Regions from separate parts of the Homo sapiens genome. Here region 2 is linked to region 1. The links are chromatin loops, found by intact Hi-C in ENCODE. Cell type or tissue: Caco-2. All regions are shown on one strand. Each heading gives the region's core, and the rest is flanking DNA. Links, peaks and the distances in the headings are about the cores only.

Evidence for each region. Peaks named below come from ENCODE experiments on the same cell type or tissue, not always from the same donor. Only the 100,000 strongest peaks of a DNase experiment are listed, where the experiment ranks them.
Region 2: it touches region 1 in a loop (8-fold over the local background); 1 of 110 quality-filtered maps calls a loop at or near these places.

What each region holds. Positions count from the first base shown.
Region 1 is chr1:75,840,872-75,844,586 of GRCh38, reverse strand. The region is part of intron 7 of MSH4 (mutS homolog 4); the gene reads right to left. Among named protein-coding and RNA genes, the nearest start is that of MSH4, 46 kb to the right of the region's middle. In Caco-2, for the core only: a CTCF peak has its summit at 1,860 (motif pointing left); a DNase peak (open chromatin) is centred at 1,866.
Region 2 is chr1:75,951,766-75,955,480 of GRCh38, reverse strand. No RefSeq gene overlaps it. Among named protein-coding and RNA genes, the nearest start is that of ASB17, 21 kb to the right of the region's middle. In Caco-2, for the core only: no CTCF peak of the experiment used is centred there; a DNase peak (open chromatin) is centred at 1,870.

The DNA of each region.
Region 1 (3,715 bases), core at 558-3,057:
TGGGAGGCCAAGGCAGGAGATCACTTGAGCTTAGGAGTTTGAGACCAGCCTTGGCAACACAGTGAGACCCTGTCTCTACAAAAAATACAACAATCAGCCATGTGGGATGGTGCCCACCTGTAGTCCCAGCTACTCAGGAGGCTGAGGTGGGAGGATGGCTTGAGCCAGGGAGATAGAAGTTGCAGTGAGCCAAGATTGTGCCACTGCACTCCAGCCTGGGCAACAGAGTCAGACTCTGTCTCAAAAAAATTAATAAAAATAAATATAAATAAGTAATAAACTTTAACCATTTAACATAGAGATTGTTTTAAAATGTACTTATTTCCCCATACTTGAAATACAGTGAACAATGATAACTATTTCTTAATGACTCATGGTTATTATCATAGTAATATATAACATTAAAAGTTTTTGTGTAGACTTATTAACACTCTCAAAGTGGTGTCATGCTGTTATCCCTTAAAACACAAAATAAGAGCCGGGCGTGGTGGCTTACGCCTGTAATCCCAGCACTTTGGGAGGCCGAGGCAGGTGGATCACCTGAGGTCAGGAGTTCGAGACCAGCCAGACCAACATGGAGAAACCCCATCTCTACTAAAACTACAAAATTAGCCAGGCATGGTGGTGCATGCCTGTAATCCCCGCTACTCGGGAGGCTGAGGCAGGAGAATCGCTTGAACCCGGGAGGCGGAGGTTACAGTGAGCCGAGATCACTCCATTGCATTCCAGCCTGGGCAGCAAGGGTGAAACTCCATCTCAAAAAAAAAAAGAAACCCACAAAATAAGAAAATGTTTATTTTACCTGCTACCTGTTCAAACTGTCAGGTGTCTTTTGATAGTTTTCAGTTTGCCTACCTCTAGAACTGTCCCCTTTCTAATTTTCTGTTTCTATGGTAATTCATTATGTTAAAACTGTTTTGAGGCCTAAGCTCTGATTTTGTATCTGGCCCAAATTCCTACCTAAGGGGTCTAGGGAGTTATGCCCTACAAACCATAGATTCTCATGAGATGGGTTTTATTTGACCCTGCATATTGTGATTTGCTTTTCAATCTGACTCTGGCATAACATTATGAAACAAGGAATACAATATTTAACCCCAAAATATATGTCCTTGCCATGCCTTGAAATTGCCCTGCAAAGTCTCTTGTGGGAATAATTCACATTCTATAGAGAATCCCCTTACCCCTTCGTTTTCTGTAGGGTCCAGCCCCACAGGGTGGGTGAGTTTCTCCCCGTGTGCAGCAACGAGAGAGTGTAGAAATAAAGACACAAGACAAAGAGATAAAAGAAAAGGCAGCTGGGCCAGGGGACCACTATGACCAATGCACGGAGACCGGTAGTGGCCCCGAATGTCTGGCTGCGCTGTTATTTATTGGATACAAAGCAAAAGGGGCAGGGTAAAGAGTGTGAGTCATCTCCAATGATAGGTAAGGTCACGTGGGTCACGTGTCCACTGGACAGGTGGCCCTTCCCTGCCTGGCAGCCGAGGCAGAGAGAGAGAGGAGACAAAGAGAAGGACAGCTTATGCCATTATTTCTGCATATCAGAGACTTTTAGTACTTTCACTAATTTATTACTGCTATCTAGAAGGCAGAGCCAGGTGTACAGGATGGAACACGAAGGCAGACTAGGAGTGTGACCACTGAAGCACAGCATCACAGTGAGACTGTTAGGCCTCCGGATAACTGTGGACGAGCCTGACTAATGTCAGGCCCTCCACAAGAGGTGGAGGAGTAGAGTCTTCTCTAAACTCCCCTGGGGAAAGGGAGACTCCCTTTCCCGGTCTGCTAAGTAGCGGGTGTTTTCCCTTGACACTTATGCTACCGCTAGACCAAGGTCCGCCTGGCAACGGGCGTCCTCCCAGACGCTGGCATTACCACTAGACCAAGGAGCCCTCTGGTGGCCCTGTCCGGGCATAACAGAAGGCTCGCACTCTTGTCTTCTGGTCACTTCTCACTGTGTCTCCTCAGCTCCTATCTCTGTATGGCCTGGTTTTTCCTAGGGTATGATTATGGAGTGAGGATTATTATAATATTGGAATAAAGAGTAATTGCTACAAACTAATGATTAATGATATTCATATATAATCATATCTAAGATCTATATCTGGTATAACTATTCTTGTTTTATATTTTACTATACTGGAACAGCTCCTGTCCTCGGTCTCTTTCCTTGGGGCCTGGGTGGCTTGCTGCCCACAGTTTTCCTTCCTTTCTTTCCAGATCCAGAAGATAATCAACTAAGAGCCAGGCATCCTTTCAGGTCCAGTGAGAAACATTTTACAACCTGCTATCTCTCTGAAGTCTGCTATCTGAGAGATTCCTCTACACAATAAAACTTGGTCCCCATAATCCTTTATCTTAACCTGAACATTCCCAGGTCTTCAGATAAACTCAACCAATTGTCAACTAGAAAATGTTTAAATTTACCTACAGTCTGGAAGTCCCACCGCCTGCTTTGAGTTGTCCTGCCTTTCTGAACCAAACCATTGTACTTCTTAAATGTATTTGATTGATGTCTCATGCCTCCCTAAAATATACAAAACCAAGCTGTACTCCGACTATCTTGGGCACATGTTCTCAGGACCTCCTGAGGGCTGTGTTCATGGGCCATGGTCACTCATATTTGGCTCAAAATAAATCTCTTCAAATATTTTACAGAGTTTGGCTCTTTTCGCCAATAGTTTAAAAAATTAGAATAGGCTGAATATATTGCGGTTATATTCTTCATTATGTGCAATATGGCACAATACTATTATGACATTTTACATGTGATTCTATTAGTCAGACTCCCTTTAGCCCTCATTTATATTGCTCTTTCTCTTTCCAGACTCCTCCTTCTTCCTTTCCCCAAATCTATCACTACAACCAGAATGTTTCTAAAATAGGATTTGATCAGTACTCTCTAGGTTCAGAATGTCAGCTCCATATTGCCTGAAGGAAAAAAATTAAACTCCTTAGCATTATAAAAAGGCCCTTCATAGTCTAGTCTCAATCCTCATTTCCTGCCATTCCCCAAGGCTTTAAGTCATAAATAACTACTGGCCAATCCTTAAATACAGCAAGCTCTTTTATATCAACCTAAGTACAGCCAGGCACAGTGACTTGTGCCTGCAATCCCAGCACTTTGGGAGGTTGAGATGAGAGGATTGCTTGAAGTCAGGAGTTCAAGTTCAGCCTGGGCAACAGAGCAAGACCCTGGCTCTACAAAAAATGTAAAAATTAGCCAGGCATGGTGGTGCAGGCCTGTAGACATAGCTTCTCAAGAGGCTGCAGCAAAAGGATCACTTGAACCCAGAGGTTTGTTATAGTAAGATATGATAGTGCCACTGCACTATAGTCTGGGTGACAGAGTGAGACCCTGTGAAAGAAAGAGAGAGAGAACAAAAAAAAAGAAGAGAAAGCGGGAGGGAGGGAGGGAGGGAGGGAAGGAAATGACTGGTCAAGATCATAGCCAATGGCGTGCATACCAGATCCTTATCCTAACCACTATATCCAAAAAACATCTGCATTACTGCTATGGACATCAACATACCTTGCACAGGCATGTTCCCTTCATCTCGAATATCACTGCTAGGATTCTCCTGTTGCTAAAATCCTACTCCTTCTTTTAAGACAAAGCTGAAATATTATTCCTGCAAATCCCATCTGGATTCTGTCTTTATCCCAACTCCCTTCTCTGTGTTCCCATGAACTACTCAATTGTTATTGCATG
Region 2 (3,715 bases), core at 405-2,904, 110 kb before region 1:
AAAGATACCAGAGAAAATGAGTGAAATATATGGCAAAAGGGAATTCAGATAAAAATGAGTTACCTTCTTTCTCTTTATTTTCAACCATATTGCTTTTTAAAAATCCCAATTAAATCTATCTTTCCCACTTTACAAAAACAAATATTTTATTATTTTGAAATAGAAATTTTTCCCAAAAAGAAGCTATTAATCACCTTATTAAGTTGAAAAACATAAATAATCACCCTGTGTATTTTGATGGCACTTTATAAATCACAAGGGATTTTTCACAATACCTAATTTGTGTTTTGCAACAACATAATGAAGTAGTCATGGTAAGATACTGTTTTTTGTTTTGCAGTAAGGTAAAATTCAAATAGGTTAAAGAATTTGCTCAAGGTCACACATAAGGTAAGTAGCAGAGACAGTACTTAAACCCCTGTCCTGACTCCAAATCCAGTTTTCTCTCACATCACACTGATAAACTGACTTAAGTACATGGGAAAGTCAATTCAGTTTATCAGTGAATGAATGATCTGCAAGCCCAGCAGTATTTCCTAGCAAACCATAGTCATAAAAGTTCCATCTGGAACAAACTGCCCAAATCCAGAAATATAGGCCACATAAAAATCACACCTAACCTGAAATTAGAAAGGAAAATTCACAACACTGCTGAATGATAGCCTAGTCTCACAAGGTGGCTTCCTTGACTTTATAAAGAACAGTACTTTCATTCATCATCATTATGCTGACTCATATTCTTATGTAAGAGATGGTGGCTATGGAGATAAAAACAAAAAACTTATTCTTTAAACAATTTTATCACATGTTTTAATCTTATTTCAACTTTTTCAATTACTATAACTTTGAATCAATATAATCCTTATATTGAAAACTTATTACTTCCAGTTGAAAGAAACATTATTGAAAATTATAAAAGTATATGCCATAAACTGAATATTTGACCACTAGGAAAAACTGAATATTGAGAATGATTTTAGTGGTTTGGGATAAATCATAAAGGAGGTGATAAACAAGCCAGGGCAGTCGCAGGGGGGATTACAGAGGAAGCAGTCAGATATTGAAGGCAGAGGTGAGAATGAAAAGACCACGTGAAGAAGACAAAAAGCAAATTAATTTAGTTGGAGTAGAAAGGGGCTTGGTAAGAGACCACAAAATATAAGGTGTTGGGGGACTACCACAAGAGGGTAAGGATTTTAGATACTAATAGGCAAATGGGAATACCTGCTCCAAGGAGGTAATGAAAATGATTAGAAGACTTAGCCAGCAGCTACTGATAGGATGAATGTATGTTTAGGAAATCCAAGAGTACAGTAATAAAATGTCCTGAAATGACATTGAAAGTCAAGGAAGTATAAAATATATGAGTTGGATGGAAAAAAAATGGAGTGATCTGGTAGTCACTACCTTAAAGAAGGATCAAACTTTGCTTCACTAATGCTGGGACAGTATGATGTCATGTAACTTCTGGTATGATGCAAAATAATACTTCAATATAACCTATGAAGTAATCTTGTAAAAAAATGCTACACTGAATTTAATGAAGTTAGATTACAAAAAATATAACAGATAACGCCAGGCATGGTGTCTCACGCCTGTAATCCCAGCACTTTGGGACGCCGAGGCGGGCAGATCACTTCAGGTCAGGAGTTCAAGACCAGCCTGGCCAACATTGTGAAACCCCATCTCTACTAAAAATACAAACATCAGCCAGAAGTGGTGATGCATGCCTGTAGTCCCAGCTACCTGGGAGGCTGAGGACGGAGTGTGGCAGGCCAGTTCTCATTAATTCAGGCTTCCATTGCAACTGTCCCAGCACTGACTGAGTAGCTAAGTTAAACATTAAAAGGTGATTGAGCCAGTGCCCTTTTACAAACTGGAATGTAACAAAGAGCCCGCCAAGAGTTTTGCTTAGGCTTTTCCTGGGCCTTGAAGCATGACAAGATAACAAAGGAATTCCTGACAGAACCCTTTTAGGATTAAAGAAGTTTTATTGGGGGTCTGAAGAAACTCCCCAGGCCTCCACAAACAAGTTTATTGGGGTCTAAAGGAATGTCCCAAACCTTTATGATTTAGCAGGAGACAAGATAAAGGTAATCACCCCAGCACCTAGACCCATTTAGATTAAGTAAACTTACAGAGGCTCCAGAAGAAGGTCTTCAGGACCCAGACCTTAGTTATAGATAGATTAAAAGAAGTTAATCACTTATGTCTTTAGATTTAATGCACACTTACATGTAGACATATAGCTTATAAGGTATATAAGCTCTGGAAAACTTTGTAATTTTCAGTTGGTCTGGTGATAATTTCCAGGCCTTCTCCCTGTAGCTGGTTACAGAAATAAAAACTCTCTTCCTCCCCAGTTCATCTGCATCTTGTTATTGGGCCGCAAGAAATAGCAGCCCAACCCTCAGTTTGGTCCGGGAACAGGAGGATCACTTGAACCCGAGGGGCAGAGGTTGTAATGAGCCATAATTGCTGCCACTGCACTCCAGCCTGGGTGACAGCAGCCTGGGCGACAGAGTGAGACTCCGTCTCAAAAAACAAAATAAAAAAAGAAAGAAGAAAGAAAGTATAACAGATAAAGAAAGAAGTTAAATCTCAGTATGAGGAAACAATTAGACAAATTCAGAATGTAGGATATTCCATAATCATCATGGAGTCAATATTATGAGAGGAGTTTGAAAACTGTTTCAAAATCCAAAAAGACAAAAAATTAAATGCAATTTGTGAATTTCTATTGGTTTTATATTTTTACAAAAACTCTAAAGACACATCTTAGGACACTTGGGGAAAGTTGAATCCGGACTAGATATTAGATAATTTAGAGATGAGCTGGCGAATTTAGAAATTATGTGCTATAATATATTCACTTTCCAAAAGAGAAAACTAAAGACCCAGGGAGTTTAAATGTGTAATTTTGGATACAATTATACGTTTAATTAACCATAGTGTTATGTTTAAACCCAGTTCATCTCATTCTATATACAATGCTCATTTCACTATTAGAGACTAATGCTATTTATATAAATCATGCCTATTATATAGGATAATAAAAATAACTAACCATATAGTAAAGAAGGAAAGAAATGTCACTTTTCATTTATCTTTTACCAATGGAGTTCATTAACTTGCTTACTGAGTGTGTTAAGGTTGACTAGTTTTCCTAAGTAAGAGCACCAGCCTCTATCTTCTGCATACATATATTGCTCAAGTCTTCTTAATCCTTTAGAATTAAAGCCATATATTTTCCTGCTGGTGCAACAATTAAAACCACAACTGAGCAACCACAGCAGGAGGCAGAAAAGATTCTATCTTGTCCCTCTTGATTATAAAATTGTATACCACCTCCCAGAGAAATACAAATGTAATGAAATTCTGGAACAAGAAAAGAGATGTACAGTATTTACAAACTTAAAACTTGCGTGGCTTGGGTCCATTGTTGTCTTTCTATTTCCCTCCACAGCTGATATTCAGTCCTTTTCATTATCAAGAGAATGATCATTTGTCCATGAATACATACCCATAGTATTATAGACTTACCCAAACTTAAGTAGATAAAAACAAAACAAAACAAAACAAAACAAAACAAAACAAAACAAAAAAACCTCTACCACTAAAAATCTCTCACTCCTTTTCATCTTATCAGGGAGCTGACAGGAGCTGCAGATATGCATGTCTGTTAGTTATTGGCTTGTGGTTTTGTTTGCTTACT